2 separate regions of the Mus musculus genome follow, and region 2 is linked to region 1. Evidence: chromatin loops called from intact Hi-C (ENCODE). Cell type or tissue: gastrocnemius. All regions are shown on one strand. Each heading gives the region's core, and the rest is flanking DNA. Links, peaks and the distances in the headings are about the cores only.

Region 1 (8,448 bases), core at 57-8,056:
TTCTAGGTTTACCATCTTCAAACCCTCATTCCATACTTTCTCCCCCTGTGTCTCTGAGAGGATTCCCCCAGCCACCCAATACTACCGAACCAATTTAGAACTCCCATACAATGTGTATCAGGCTTTCACAAGACCAAGGGCCTCCCTTCCCATTGATGCCAGATAAGGCCATCCTCTGCTACATATGTAGCTGGAGTCATGGGCCCATCTATATGTACTCTTTGGTTGGCAGTTTAGTTCCTGGGAGCTCAGGGTGATATGGTTCATCGATATTTCAGTTCTTGCTATGGGGTTGAAAATTCCTTCAGCTTCTTAAGTCTGTCCTGTAACAGCTCATAGACATCCCCATACTCAGTTCCATGGTTGGCTACAATCATCCACCTTTGTATTTGTCAGGCTCTAGGAGAGCTTCTCAGGAGGCAGTGATATCAGCCTCCTTTCCGCAAGCACTTCTTAGCATCTACAATAGTACCTGGGTTTGGTGTCTGCACATGGAATGGATCCTGAGGTGGGACAGTCTCTGGATGGCCTTTCCTTCAGTCTCTTCTACATTTTTGTCAGTGTATTTCCTTTAGACAGGTGCAATTCTGGGTTAAAATTTTTGATATAGGTGGGTGGCCTTATCCCTTAACTGGGGGACATGACTAACCTATAGGATCTCTATAATTTGTTGGGTATTTTAGCTAATATCATCCCAGTTAGTTAGGTCCTTGGATAGTCTTTCTTGGCTATTATGACTATCCCCACGTCCCCATCCCCTGCTGCTATATACCTCTCTTCAATTTCCTGACACTCTCTAGTACTCCCCTGTCAACCCCCATACCAGATCCTTCCTCTCTTACTCCTCTCTTCCTCCCTTGATTATTTCGTTCCCCCTTTCACATAGAACTGAATCATCCATACTTTGGTCTTTCCACTTCTTGACTTAGAAAGAGCAATTTCCAAATTCATCTGGAATGTCAAACAAACAATCAAACAAATAAAAACCAGGATAGCAAAAACTAGTCTCAACAATAACAGTACTTCTGGGGGAATCATCTTCCCTGACCTCAAGCTTTACTACAGAGAAACTGTGATAAAACTGTATGGTATTGGTGCAGTAATAGGCAGATATAAGAGTGGAATAGAATTGAAGAGCCAGAAATGAACCCACACAACTATGGTCACTTGATCTTTGACCAAGGAGCTAAAACTATGCAGTTGATAAAAGACAGCATTTTCAACGAATTATGCTAGCTCAACTGGCAGTTACCATGCAGAAGAAGTCAAATCAAAGTATTTTTTCTCCTTGTACAAAGCTTAAGTCCAAGCAGATTAAGGAGCTTCACATAAAGCCAGATACATTAAACTTTACAAGAGAACGTTGGGAAGAGCCTCAAACATATGGGTACAGGGGAAAAATTCCTGAACAGAACACCAATGGCTTGGGATGTAAGATAAAAAGTTGACAAATGGGACCTCATAATATTGAAAAGTTTCGATAAGATACAGGACACTGTCAAGAAGACAAAAAGGCCATCAACAGATTTGGAAAATATCTTCACCAATCCTACATCCAATAGAGGGCCAATATCCAAAATATGTAAAGAATTGAAGAAGTTAGACTCCAGAAAAAAATTAAAATATTAAAAAATGGGATACTGAGCTGAACAAAGATTTCTTAACTGACGAATACCAAATGGTTGAGAAGCACCTAAAAAAATGTTCAACATCCTTAGTCATCAGGAAAATACAGATCAAAACAACCCAGAGATCCCACATCACATCAGTCAGAATGGCTAACATCAAAAACTCAGGTGACAGCAGATGCTGGCTAGGATGTTGCGAAAGAGGAACACTCCTCCATTGCTACTAGGATTAAGAGCTGGTACAACCACGATGGAAATCTGTTTCGTAGTTCCTCAGAAAATTGGACATAGTACTACCTGAGGACCCAGCAATATCATTCCATTACCCAGAATATGCTCCAACATGTAATAAGAACACATGCTCACTATGTTCATAGCAGCCATATTTATAATATCCAGAACCTGGAAAAAACACAGATGCCTCTCAACAAGGGAATGGATACAGAAAATGTAGTACATTTACACAATAAAGTTCATCTCAGCTATTAAAAAAATTAATTTATAAAATTCATAGGCAAATCACAGTTGTCTTTTGACCTTTTCAGAGGGATGTAGGATTTAAAAACAAACAAACAAACAAACATAGAAAACAATATCATCCTACTTTTTGAAATTGACACGCAATGTTGAACAGAGAATTTTGAAATGTATGAAGAATTACTAAAGGTAGAGAGCATAGAGTGATATCTGAGAAAAATCTGGCACTGAATAAACTGAAAAGAGAAACTAAGAAAGTTAAGAGTAGTTCTGTCTTCTTAGCATTGTGTATAGCAAAAATGGAAGTCACTATAGGAAAATACGGACAGTCACAGGAAATGTCATGTTTTGATTCTCAGGATATTAAGCATTCAGCTTGCTTGCCTGAGGCTGAGCATGCATTTGTCTCATGATCAATGCTTCCTGTCCTAAATCCTATGAGGTATAAAATGGTATACACACATAAAATTATCTGTCTGGACATGAATGTAATTTTTCAGATAAAGGTCATAAATACTTTTGCAGTTATTAGAAAATAGTAAGTAATCAGTAAAAAGAGTTAATGGAGAACTCCAAAGGACCAGGATGTCTTGGGGACAATAGATGATACAGGTCACACACAAAAGACTAAAAATTAAAAATTTTAGCAACCTAGTGAAGACAGTGGATGTTACTAAAGACTTGAGTATGGACTGTAATACTTGGCAGTGATTACTGAAGAGATTTATAATTGTAAAAGTTTAAAGGGATGTGTCAGTAAGAAGAGCATAGATGACAATACTTTAAGCGTCCTAGATCAGTTCTATGCATATTAATATAAAAGTTTTAATATAAAATGGTTCATATTAGTTGTCAATTGTTCTACAGAATGGAAGACATAAACTTCATTAATTGCTCAAAGTTGGGGCACTCTATCTGCAAGTAGATTTAATATAAGCAGAGAGAACACCTTCTGCCAATGATAATTACACCCAATTCAAAAACAGAATTTAGTATGTTTAAAGCTGACATTTCCTGGTCCAGAGAACATGACAGTAGAGCATAATTATTATTGAAAGACTGAAGAAATGACAGGGATCCAAAACAAAGAATAGATAACACCCTGTCTCAAGCTTTGAGTATTTTGGACCCTGTGACTCATAATGCCCTCAAGTTACAACATGCAATAATAAACAACTCTCCTGTGGCCTCACTGACATTGAGAACCTAAATTTTCATTATGACATCCTGCCCGTGTTTCTGTCCTCCATTTTTCTTATGACATTTTATACATTGTTCATCTTTCACTCACGTGATCAATTCTGATAAAACATTAAGAACATTCTCTTCACCTGGAAGACCTTGGACTCTAGGGTCAGGTGTTCATGTGACAAAGGCCTCACTTCAGAACCTGTGCTAGGTGGAGCTGGCGTGAGCAAAATCCTCTTAAGTTTAGCCTCGCTGTTATTGGTTCTCTACTTGTTGTAGTGAGGAAAAAATGCCCCCTTTTCATATACCAATTAATTACTCCTTGTTTTTACCAATGCTTCTTGTGCATAGCAGGAAACACACTGGAATGTTGAGCCCCAGCTATTGACTATTTAAAATTTAGATTCAGGGCAATTTTTACAATGAACATACAATGAAGACATTATTCAGAATTTCTGTGTTTGCTGTTTAGTTGTTCAGTCAGTTTTATGTAATATTTTAAATTCTCAGAAAATATCCTTTTCAGATTTAACAGACTTTTAATTAGTTGCTAAGTGATCAGTTTTTTCTCCCAGTGAGCAATGGAAAGATTATATCCTACACCCAATTAAGATGTCAGGGTTTAGAAAGAGTGTTAGGAACCGTAGGCCAATCTCAGGGAGTCACCTGGACTGAGAGACTTCAGTTGTTCTACAAACTATATCAAAACTTTAAACCAAGTCACAAACTGAAATTAAAACAAAGTACAGAAATGACATATCCTTGGGAGGGATGGTCAGGCAAAAATGCCACTAAATTAGGGGGATCCACAAAAACTCTGTGCATTCAGAGGTCCCTGTTCTGGGGTCATCTGTGAGTCTCCCTTCTCCTGAAGGTGGGGTGAGGGAGCAAGCCCACAAGTGTGGAGGGAGCAGAAGCAATTAGTAATGTTTGGAGGACTCTCAGTGTGATGGAAGGACATCCAAAAACAGCTTCAATGAGACAGCTCATTTTTTTGTTGTTGTTATTGTTGTTGGGAAGGTAAGGTATATATAAGGACTCTTAGGGTGTGTGTAAAAAGGGCTGATTGATCATAACACAATACCCAATTATCATATGGATAGGAAACTAAAGCTGGAATTGTGAACTGAGTTTGCAGCATTTGCAAAAAGCTCTGCCCTAGGGTCATACTCCAAATAATATCAGGTATCTGAATTCAAAGATAATCTCCAAGTTGGGGGGAGAAAGGGCAGCCCCAGTGAGAAAGGGAGTCCTCCATTTTGCACCAAGATCAGAGAGCTCTCTGAACATGAACCATAATAGCAGGGTTCTGCAACATTAGGCTGTTTCTCACTGCTACCCTGTCTCCAGTTTCACCTCTCTTCTCTCTCTCCTATTTCTCCAGCACATACTTGTTCATCTTGGTGGTACCTGCCAGCTGACCAGAGATGTGAGGCCCCACCCAAGTCTTGCAAAATCTTATTATGCATGTTCTTTCAGGTAATTTTCATTACGAGCCATTTCTATAGAATTTGTAATTTTTGGAGTAGATGGGATATTTTGATTATTTGGTGGGAAATGGTTTGTTTGCTTGTTTGATGGGATTTTGTTCTTGGTTTTCTAAACTCCGATTTGAACATCTAGAGTTCGTTGGTAATGATTTCCTTTTGTATTGTTCAAGTCACCTTTGTTTGCTCTATGGAGGTGTTTACAATGTTTGTTTTTTGAGGGGGTATAATTCATAATAGGTTAATAATCTGGATTTTCCTTGGTTCATCTAATGATTGGAACTATACTTTTCATACTGGGTCTTCTGCTTCTTTGCTAAAATCTGGTGACTTCAGCAGCTTTAAAAAATGAAACAAGTCTATCCTGGAAGTATGGTTTGAGCTTGGCTTTCAAGGCCACATAGAGCAATTGAAGGGTCCCATCAGGAAATTGGTGTGATATCTTTTTCTCCCAGTTGTGTGTGGTAGCTTGAGGGTCCTAATGAAGAGCAAGCTAGTAACAGTAAGCTCAAAAGAGAGAAGTCATGCATGAAGAGGTAGCATTCACTTGCAAGGTTGTGGTTTCCTTGAGTCCACTGTACCACCAGGGTGGTATGTGCTGTTAGGAAGCACCAGGACACTGCTCCAGGGTTGGGGAAGGGAATCTGAGTCATAGGAAAGCCAGAGCTGACTCAGGGGATTCCAGGCAACAAGGCCAGGGTCATAGGGTTCTCAGGCTCTTGGGAATTCAGGCACCACTAGGAGTCCTGGAACAGCTGAGAATAGAGTGGGAGTCCTCAGGCTGGGGGCTTGGGGGCAGGGAAGGGGAAGGGGAGCTCCAGTAGGTCCCACAGTGATTGTCATTGACTTGTCAGGTGGCAGGATTGGTGGCAGTTGTGACTGGGAGTGCAGAGAGTTCTTCTATGGGAGATTAGACAGCAGTTCTGTAGGCAAAGGCCTTCTCCATGGCTCCCCACAAATGATTTCATTGAAAAAAAAAGACAGTCTATGGTTCCAAACCACTTATTGTCAGTAGTGTAGAACATGGATGCATAAAACCATAACTTAATTCTCAGAGTGGGTCTGAGATTAAATATCTTTTGCAGGGAGGATGTCTGGGAAGGAAATCTTATTGACAATACCCTCTGCTCCTCTGGGTATCTCACTAGAATGGAGATCTCTGTCTTGAGCCTATGTGACCACAGGTCATGTCTCTTTTCCTGTTGTCTTGGTCTGAGATGCTAGGGGTGCCTCATATATATGTGGAATGGATTGGGGCATTGCACTTATATTACAGATGGCCACAAATCTATGGGGATCTGTGACTACATGACAGAGGCCTGGTGCCTGGGAGCAAGCAAAGCTCTTAACATCTCTTCAGGGTATCCAAGGCTTCAAACCTTTAGCTTGACCAAGGACCAGGCTCAAGGTCCACAGACTCCCAATCACTGGCAGTGTCAGGGGTTCTTAGAGACCATAATGAAGACCAGACAGAAATGAGACTGCAGTTACCCTACTTTATTCTTTACCATGTGGTATGGATTCTCTATTGATGACAATTGAGTTTGCAGAATCTTAGGAATGAGTAATGCATGACTGAGCTAAGAATTACTCAAGCTGTGAAACAGTGGTGGAGTAGAGATGCATTATTTATTTTCTGGAAGTATCTACACTAAAACACATTTTAAAAGAAGTTATTTAAATAAATTGCAACAAGTAGCTCAGCCTGGGTTCACAGAACACTCCAAAGCAACCCCTACCTGGTATCACTGTACACAGGTAGGCCGACCATACAAGAGATGACTCCCAGCCTAGTATGTGGCCGAGACAGACAAAAAAAAATGTATAAGATGACCTCTCAGTCCAGTGCCAAGAAGCCTAGACAGTAAACTATGCCAGAGAAAACCCCTGCCCAGTATATGACACAAGTCGGGTCATAGCACTCCTGAGTCTCCAGACACCCAGAGGCCCCAGGTGACACCTGCTATAAGCAAGAAAGTGTTGGAGAAATGGAAAGATAAAGAGAATCAGAAGAATGTATGCACAGAAGAGAGACAGTGCTGGAGACTTGGGGAAAATGAAGAGCAGCCTGACATAAATATCCTGCAATGCATCCTAAGGCAATGATGAGGTCCTGTCTCATGCTCCTGCCAAGAATCATGTCTGTGTCTGAACCCTGTAGCAGAAGGGTTATCTTGCTGATCTGGAGTCCCACCTGAATATATATTGATGTCTGAGGGCTGTGTGGAACCAGCCCTACTTCTCAACTGGTAATCATGGGAAAGTTGGCCCAAAGGTCTGAGACCAGGAGAACTGTCTCTGTCCCCTTACCAGCTGCAGAACAATGAAGAAAAGGACATCCATCTTCCTTAGGCAGAACAATGGATAAGACAGTGGTGGAATTGTGCAGTTGAGCCAGTCCTGAGGACGTGAGTGGGAGACAGCTGGCCCTACCACATGTCTGAAGTGCAGTGGCATAGACAATAGAGTTGCAATTCCTTCCCTCTTGCCCTTTGCCACCTACAGCAGCCAGGAGATCTGACTGTAATCCTCAGTCTGGGCTGCATTCTAGAGAACAGTCGTGTACCTCACCTGGGCAACACAATAGAGATGTTCCTACTGGCATTAGAGTAAATAACTTGTATTGCCTCTTGACAGCTACAACATTGGGTAATCTAGCCAGACCAGTAATGGGGATCTCACTCTAGTGGTGTGGATGGAGAATAACAGGCAGGCCCAGATTCAGGGCTTTGAGTTTGCCTACCTAAACATCGAAAGCATCTATGAACTGCTGGAGTATATGAAGGGGGCAATCCTACAAATCCAAAGCTGCAGTATCTCCATCATACAGGGCAACAGCAAGATATCCAAGAGGAATTCCCATGAGGATCTAGTATTGATAGTATATCAGAAGCCAGAGGCCTGGAACTAGACCGGTGACTCATTGAAATTATAATTTGCAATTAAAGATATATGAGCTAGAGGATATCTGTGTGACACATGGTTGCACACTGCAGCTTCCATACTCCCCACCCAAAAATTTGAGGAGTGTTGCAAATGCAGAAAGTAGATATTGAAGGAACAAGGAAATGTGTGGAATTGGGATGCAGGATGTAAAATTCTCAAAGAATCAAATAATAATTAAATTTAACAACTGTGATTACAAGAGAAAATATATAAAATGTCAAGAGATAAAATAAAATAAAGTAAAAAAAAAATCCTAAAACAGACAGGCCAAATAAGCTTTTGTACTTCCAAAAAAATATAGAAGAGTGAGTAGACAACTTCCAGAATGGCAAAAATTTATATTGAAATGAGGTTAATATACATATCATATTAATATTTGCATACACATATATTAATATTGAGAACATATATAAATATATATTACATATATATGTATAAAAACTCAGTAACCACAGTTTCAATACACCTGAGAAATGAGTGACAATTGCATAAGCAAAATGCATATCAGTAATTATCAGGGAAATTAAACTCAAAACCTCAGTGAAACTCTTACATCTACACAAGCTGTGCTAGGCAACAGTGTGCTGAAATGGGGCTCCTTACATATTTTTAATGATCTTCCATTAGGAATGCAATTATGGTAATACTTTAGAAAATTAAAAATATGTCTGTGAAAAACTGTGCTGGAATATTGATGCATTGAATCTGCAGATTGCTTTTGG
Region 2 (8,448 bases), core at 270-8,269, 140 kb after region 1:
GGCCTTTGTGCTTACAGATAAAACTTTTATTTTTCTGAATAAACTGGGTTGCACCCTTAGTATAAAATCTAGGAGAGTCTCAGTTGGTTTTTGTTTCAGGAACATCATCGAAGAGGCCTCCCCAGGGCTGGTGCTCAAGGGTGTTAAATGGCCCCAGGCCTGAAGTGCACATAAGCATACCTGCTCAAAGCTGCCAGTAGAGACTAAGGCCTGCTGAATCCCTATGGAGAAATTACACTAGCCTTACAATTGGTAGTAGTTCCAATTAATTAACTGAATAGGGGTATTTTTGTCCTTGTTGTGGTCCTATTTCTTGATTATAGGTTATATTTTTCTAGTCTACATCTGACATTCATCTCTAAACAGGGCTTTCTATTATATAAACAAGACTAAAAGGAGTAGATTGGCATATATTTCTCCAGTCTTGGAGGGTTAAAAGGTGCTATTGAGGAAAGAACCCAGATGCCCCTCAACAGAGGAATGGATACAGAAAATGTGGTACATCTACACAATGGAGTACTACTCAGCTATTAAAAAGAATGAATTTATGAAATTCCTAGCCAAATGGATGGACCTGGAGGGCATCATCCTGAGTGAGGTACCACATTCACAAAGGAACTCACACAATATGTACTCACTGATAAGTGGATATTAGCCCAAAACCTAGGATACCCAAGATATAAGATGCAATTTACTAAACACATGAAACTCAAGAAAAATGAAGACTGAAGTGTAGACACTATGCCCCTCCTTAGAAGTGGGAACAAAACACCCATGGAAGGAATTACAGAGACAAAGTTTGGAGCTGAGATGAAAGGATGGACCATGTAGAGACTGCCATATCCAGGGATCCACCCCATAATCAGCATCCAAACGCTGACACCATTGCATACACTAGCAAGATTTTATTGAAAGGACCCAGATGTAGCTGTCACTTGTGAGACTATGCCGGGGCCTAGCAAACCCAGAAGTGGATGCTCACAGTCAGCTAATGGATGGATCACAGGGCTCCCAATGGAGGAGCTAGAGAAAGTACCCAAGGAGCTAAAGGGATCTGCAACCCTATATGTGGAACAACATTATGAACTAACCAGTACCCTGGAGCTCTTGACTCTAGCTGCATATGTATCAAAAGATGGCCTAGTCGGCCATCACTGGAAAGAGAGGCCCATTGGAGACGCAAAGTTTATATGCCCCAGTACAGGGTAACGCCAGGGCCAAAAAGGGGGAGTGGGTGGGTAGGGGAGTGTGGGTGGGTGGGTATGGGGGACTTTTGGTATAGCATTGGAAATGTAAATGAGCTAAATACCTGATAAAAAATGGAAAAGAAAAAAGAAAAAAGAAAATTCATTAAGCCCTGACCCTAAGGGTTAAAAGTACATGCTTTTATAACCATGATGTTAACTTTGAAATATATTTTTTTCTTATTTCAAAAAAAAATGGTGCTATTGAAACATTGTAAAATACATTTGCCCCCATGGGACATGAATTCTGCCCTCAAGGATGGATTAATATAACTCTTAGTTGTGCTACCAGGATAGGATACCAATCAAGTAGATAATGTCTGAATACACTTGGGTTAATGGGAAAAGTCCCTATGGGTTTAGGCTCTGGATCCTTGTGCCATTGTGGCTGAGGGATCTCGAATAATTGTTTCCAACATCTCTGAGATGCTGCCCAATAGCCATGGAGGATGATGGTACAGTTACTGTGACTGAGGTTGTAGGGAAAGGGGGGTTCATCTGTGTGCATCTCAGAGCCTTCCTCTTAAGGTTTTTTATCCTTTGTAGCCAATGAGGGCTCATAGAGCTGTAGAGGGAGTAAACATGGGAGAGGTATTGTAGATTACAAATTAATTTAATTAATTTCTTTTTTTATTAGGTATTTTCCTCGTTTACATTTTCAATGCTATCCCAAAGGTCCCCCATATCCACCCACTCCCAATCCCCTACCCACCCACTCCCCCTTTTTGGCCCTGGAGTTCCCCTGTACTGGGGCATATAAAGTTTGCAAGTCCAATGGGCCTCTCTTTGCAATGATGGCCAACTAGGCCATCTTTTGATACATATGCAGCTAGAGACAAGAGCTCCCGGGTACTGGTTAGTTCATATTGTTGTTCCACCTATCGGGTTGCAGTTCCCTTTAGCTCCTTGGGTAATTTCTCTAGCTCCTCCATTGGGGGCCGTGTGACCCATCCAATAGCTGACTGTGATCATCCACTTCTGTGTTTGCTAGGCCCCGGCATAGTCTCACAAGAGAGAGCTATATCTGGGTCCTATCAGCAAAATCTTGCTAGTGTATGCAATGGTGTCAGCATTTGGAAGGTGATTATGGGATGGATCCCTGCATATGGCAATCACTAGATGGTCCATCCTTTCATCACAGCTCCAAATTTTGTCTCTGTAACTCCTTCCATGGGTGTTTTGCTCCCATTTCTAAGAAAGGGTAAAGTGTCCACACTTTGGTCTTCGTTCTTCTTGAATTTCATGTGTTTGGCAAGTTGTATCTTATATCTTGGGTATCCTAAGTTTCTGTGGAATTTAATTAATTTCTATCTAATTAAGGCAACTGCCTTTTCTAGAATGTCTAAATCAGTCACTGGATACTCCTCAGAACCTTTCTCCTCATTGAGTCTTCCCTGTTATCTTCCTGTGGTTTTTCTTCTAACAGGTGATCCTTAGGTTTGGCTATTTCCCTATGCATTGACTGATGGCAGATATCATAGGGAAGATAGAGAGGGGCAAAAATCACCTTCCTGGATTTTCTATTTTCTTCCAGGTAGGCAGCACAGGTCCAGATGTCATGGTCAGAAATATCTACTGGAAGAATCCATGGTGTAAATTGAAGCACTTTGTTCCAGAATTCTAGGCCCTCCTATGGGAGATTTTATCTCCTCTTGATTTAAATAAGGCCATACAAAACAAATTTTGAAATCCCTCTGATATGATATTGAAATCTCCAACTCAAAAGAATTGAGAGGAAATATGGCCAGTAAAGTTCAATGCTCTGGAGGCAAATTCACCACTGGAGAATTGAGTACACTCCAAGAATTACAGACCTAACTGCAGATTTAAGAGTCTTTTAATTAGTTGCTAAGTGACCAGTTTTTCCCCCAGTGAACAATGCAAAGATTATAGCCTACACCCAATTAAGATGTCAGGGTCTAGAAAGAGGGTTAAGAACCGTAGGCCAATCTCAGGGAGTCACCCTAACTGAGAGGATTCAGTTGTTCTACAAACTATATTGAAACCTTAAACCAAGTCACAAACTGAAATTTAAACAAAGTACAGAAATGACATATCCTTGGGAAAGATGGTCAGGCAAAATTGCCACTAAATTAGGGGGATCCACAAAAACTCTGTGCATTCAGAGGTCCCTGTTCTGGGGTTATCTGTGAGTCTCCCTTCTCCTACAGGTGGGGAGAGGCATCATTGTTGGCCAGTGGCCAAGCCCATGAGTGTGGAGGGAGCAGAAGCAATGAGTAAGATTTGGAGGGCTCTCAGTGTGATGGAAGGACTTCCAAAGACAGCTTCAATGATACAGCTCATTTTTTTTGTTGTTGTTGTGAGGGTAGGGTATATATAAGAACTCTTAGTGTGTGTGTGTAAAAAGGGCTGATTAGTCATAACACAATACATAATTATCATATGGATAGGAAACCTAAGCTAGACTTGTAAACTGTATCTGCAGCATTTGCAAAGAGCTCTGCCCTAGGTTCATACTCTAAATAATATCAGGTATCTGTATTCAGAGAGAGCCTCCAAGATAGTGGGAGAAAAGGCAGCCTCAATGAGAAAGGGAGTCCTCCATTTTGCAGCAAGATCAGAGAACTCTCTGGACATGAACCATAATAGCAGGGTTCTTCAACATTAGGCTGTTTCTCACTGCTATCCTGTCTCCAGGTTTGCCTCTCTCCTTTCTCTCCCATTTCTCCAGTACATACTTGTTCATCTTGGTGGTACCTGCCAGAGATGTGAGCTCCAGTAGGTCCCATTGTGATTGTCATTGACTTGACACGTGGCAGGGTTGGTGGCAGTTGTGTCTGGGAGTGCAGAGAGTTCTTCCACAAGAGATTAGACAGAGGCTCTGTAAGCAAAGGCCTCCATGGCTCCCCACAAAGGATTTCAATGAAAAGAAATAGTCTGTGGTTCCAAACCATTTATTGTCATTGGTGTGGAAATTGGATGCATAAAACCATACCTCACTTCTAAGAGTGGGCCTGAGAGAGACAACCGGCCACCTTCCTGGTGAGTGCACAGGCATCCCCCAGCCCGAGAGGTTTGTGCCTCAGGCCCCAACGGGAGCCTCCTTGGCTCCAGGACTCCGCGGAGGGCAGGCTGCGGAGGGCAGGCTGCACGGGTGACGGTGTGGAATACAGAGGCCAGCCATTTCTGGGACAAGCAAGAGCCAGAGAGCTTCTGAGGCGGCACCATCTTCGGCTCCAGAGAACCGGCCACCTTCCTGGCCAAAGCAACACAACTTCTGGGAAAGGTCCTGTTTTGGGCCGTCATCTTCAGCCAGGAGGAGGTCCAAACACCAGATAACTGTGCACCTTCCCTGAAAGAGGAGAGCTTGCCTGCAGAGACTGCTCTGTCCACTGAAACTCAGAGGAGAGAGCTAGTCTCCCACGTCTGCTAGTAGAGGGTAACAAAATAAACAGAGGAACAATCTCTAAACAAAGACAACTATAACAACTAACTCCAGAGATTGCAGATGGCAAAAGGTAAACGTAAGAATCCTACTAACAGGAACCAAGACCACTCACCATCATCAGAACCCAGCACTCCCACTTCGCCCAGTCCAGGGCATCCTAACACACCTGAAAAGGTAGTCCTGGATTTAAAAGCATTTCTCATGATGATGGTAGAGGACATAAAGAAGGAATTTAATAACTCACTTAAAGAAATACAGGAGAACACTGCTAAAGAGTTACAAGTCCTTAAAGAAAAACAGGAAAACACAACCAAACAGGAAGAAGTCCTTATAGACAAACAGGAAAACACATCCAAACAGGTGATAGAAATGAACAAAACCATACTAGACCTAAAAAGGGAAGTAGACACAATAAAGAAAACCCAAAGTGAGGCAACGCTGGAGATAGAAACCCTAGGAAAGAAATCTGGAACCATAGATGCCAGCATCAGCAACAGAATACAAGAGATGGAAGAGAGAATCTCAGGTGCAGAAGATTCCATAAAGAACATCTGCACAACAATCAAAGAAAATACAAAATGCAAAAAGATCCTAACTCAAAACATCCAGGAAATACAGGACACAATGAGAAGACCAAACCTACGGATAATAGGAGTGGATGAGAATGAAGATTTTCAACTCAAAGGACCAGCAAACATCTTCAACAAAATTATTGAAGAAAACTTCCCAAATCTAAAGAAAGAGATGCCCATGAACATACAAGAAGCCTAGAGAACTCCAAATAGACTGGACCAGAAAAGAAATTCCTCCTGACACATAATAATCAGAACATCAAATGCACTAAATAAAGATAGAATACTAAAAGCAGTAAGGGAAAAAGGTCAAGTAACATATAAAGGCAAGCCTATCACAATTACACCAGATTTTTCACCAGAGACTATGAAAGCAAGAAGAGCCTGGACAGATGTTATACAGACACTAAGAGAACACAAATTCCAGCCCAGACTACTATAACCAGCCAAACTCAATTACCATAGATGGAGAAAAAAAGTATTCCACGACAAAACTAAATTCACCCATTATCTCTCCACGAATCCAGCCCTTCAAAGGATAATAACAGAAAAAAAAAAAACAATACAAGGACGGGAACCACGCCCTAGAAAAAACAAGAAGATAATCCCTCAACAAACCTAAAAGAAGACAGCCACAAGAACAGAATGCCAACTTTAACAACAAAAATAAAAAGAAGCAAAAATTACTTTTCCTTAATATCTCTTAATATCAATGGTCTCAACTCCCCAATAAAAAGGCATAGACTAACAGACTGGCTACACAAACAGGACACAACATTCTGCTGCTTACAGGAAACCCATCTCAGGGAAAAAGAAGGACACTACCTCAGAGTGAAAGGCTGGAAAACAATTTTCCAAGCAAATGGTCTGAAGAAACAAGCTGGAGTAGCCATTTTAATATCGGATAAAATCGACTTCCAACCCAAAGTTATCAAAAAAGACAAGGAGGGACACTTCATACACATCAAAGGTAAAATCCTCCAAGAGGAACCCACAATTCTGAATATCTATGCTCCAAATGCAAGGGCAGCCACATTCATTACAGACACTTTCGTAAAGCTCAAAGCACACGTTGCACCTCACACAATAATAGTGGGAGACTTCAACACACCACTTTCATCAATGGACAGATAGTGGAAACAGAAACTAAACATGGACACAGTGAAACTAACAGAAGTTATGAAACAAATGGACCTGACAGATATCTACAGAACATTTTATCCTAAAACAAAAGGATATACCTTCTTCTCAGCACCTCACGGGACCTTCTCCAAAATTGACCATATAATTGGTCACAAAACAGGCCTCAACAGATACAAAATATTGAAATTGTCCCATGTATCCTATCATACCACCATGGCTTAAGACTGATCTTCAACAACAACATAAATAATGGAAAGCCAACATTCACGTGGAAAATGAACAACACTCTTCTCAATGATACCTTGGTCAAGGAAGGAATAAAGAAAGAAATTAAAGACTTTTTAGAGTTTAATGAAAATGAAACCACAACGTACCCAAACCAATGGGACACAATAAAAGCATTTCTAAGAGGGAAACTCATAGCTCTGAGTGCCTCCAAGAAGAAATGGGAGAGAGCACATACTAGCAGCTTGACAAAACATCTAAAAGCTCTAGAAAAAAAGGAAGCAAATTCACCCAAGAGGAGTACACGGCAGGAAATAATCAAACTCAGGGGTGAAATCAACCAAGTGGAAACAAGAAGAACTATTCAAAGAATTAACCAAACGAGGAGTTGGTTCTTTGAGAAAATCAACAAGATAGATAAACCCTTACCTAGACTCACTAAAGGGCACAGGGACAAAATCCAAATTTAAAAAATCAGAAATGAATAGGGAGACATAACAACAGATCCTGAAGAAATCCAAAACACCATCAGATCCTTCTACAAAAGGCTATAATCAACAAAACTGGAAAACCTGGACGAAAAGGACAAATTTCTGGACAGATACCAGGTACCAAAGTTGAATCAGGATCAAGTTGATCATCTAAACAGTCCCATATCACCTAAAGAAATAGAAGCAGTTATTAATAGTCTCCCAGCCAAAAAAAGCCCAGGACCAGACTGGTTTAGTGCAGAGTTCTATCAGACCTTCAAAGAAGAACTAATTCCAGTTCTGCACAAACTATTTCACAAAATAGAAATAGAAGGTACTCTACCCAACTCATTTTATGAAGCCACTATTACTCTGATACCTAAACCACAGAAAGACCCAACAAAGATAGAGAACTGCAGACCAATTTCTCTTATGAATATCGATGCAAAAATCCTCAATAAAATTCTCGCTAACCGAATCCAAGAACACATTAAAGCAATCATCCATCCTGACCAAGTAGGTTTTATTCCTGGGATGCAGGGATGGTTTAATATACGAAAATCCATCAAGGTAATCCATTATATAAACAAACTCAAAGACAAAAACCACATGATCATCTCATTAGATGCAGAAAAAGCATTTGACAAGATCCAACACCCATTCATGATAAAAGCCTTGGAAAGATCAGGAATTCAAGGCCCATACCTAAACATGATAAAAGCAATCTACAGCAAACCAGTAGCCAACATCAAAGTAAATGGAGAGAAGCTGGAAGCAATCCCACTAAAATCAGGGACTAGACAAGGCTGCCCACTTTCTCCCTACCTTTTCAACATAGTACTTGAAGTATTAGCCAGAGCAATTCGAAAACAAAAGGAGATCAAGGGGATACAAATTGGAAAAGAGGAAGTCAAAATATCACTTTTTGCAGATGATATGATAGTATATATAAGTGACCCTAAAAATTCTACCAGAAAACTCCTAAACCTGATAAACAGCTTCAGTGAAGTAGCTGGATATAAAATAAACTCAAACAAGTAAATGGCCTTTCTCTATACAAGAATAAACAGGCTGAGAAAGAAATTAGGGAAACAACACCCTTCTCAATAGTCACAAATAATATAAAATATCTTGGCATGACTCTAACTAAGGAAGTGAAAGATCTATATGATAAAAACTTCAAATCTCTGAAGAAAGAAATTAAAGAAGATCTCAGAAGATGGAAAGATCTCCCATGCTCATGGATTTGCAGGATCAACATTGTAAAAATGGCTATCTTGCCAAAAGCAATCTACAGATTCAATGAAATCCCCATCAAAGTTCCAACTCAATTCTTCAACGAATTAGAAGGAGCAATTTGCAAATTCATCTGGAATAACAAAAAA

The links. Hi-C counts contacts between places; a loop is a spot of excess contacts. Peaks named below come from ENCODE experiments on the same cell type or tissue, not always from the same donor. Only the 100,000 strongest peaks of a DNase experiment are listed, where the experiment ranks them.
Region 2: it touches region 1 in a loop (21-fold over the local background); 14 of 42 quality-filtered maps call a loop at or near these places.

The regions. Positions count from the first base shown.
Region 1 is chr6:131,843,304-131,851,751 of GRCm38, reverse strand. No RefSeq gene overlaps it. Among named protein-coding and RNA genes, the nearest start is that of Tas2r114, 160 kb to the right of the region's middle. In gastrocnemius, for the core only: no CTCF peak of the experiment used is centred there; no DNase peak of the experiment used is centred there.
Region 2 is chr6:131,704,354-131,712,801 of GRCm38, reverse strand. No RefSeq gene overlaps it. Among named protein-coding and RNA genes, the nearest start is that of Tas2r114, 19 kb to the right of the region's middle. In gastrocnemius, for the core only: no CTCF peak of the experiment used is centred there; a DNase peak (open chromatin) is centred at 4,377.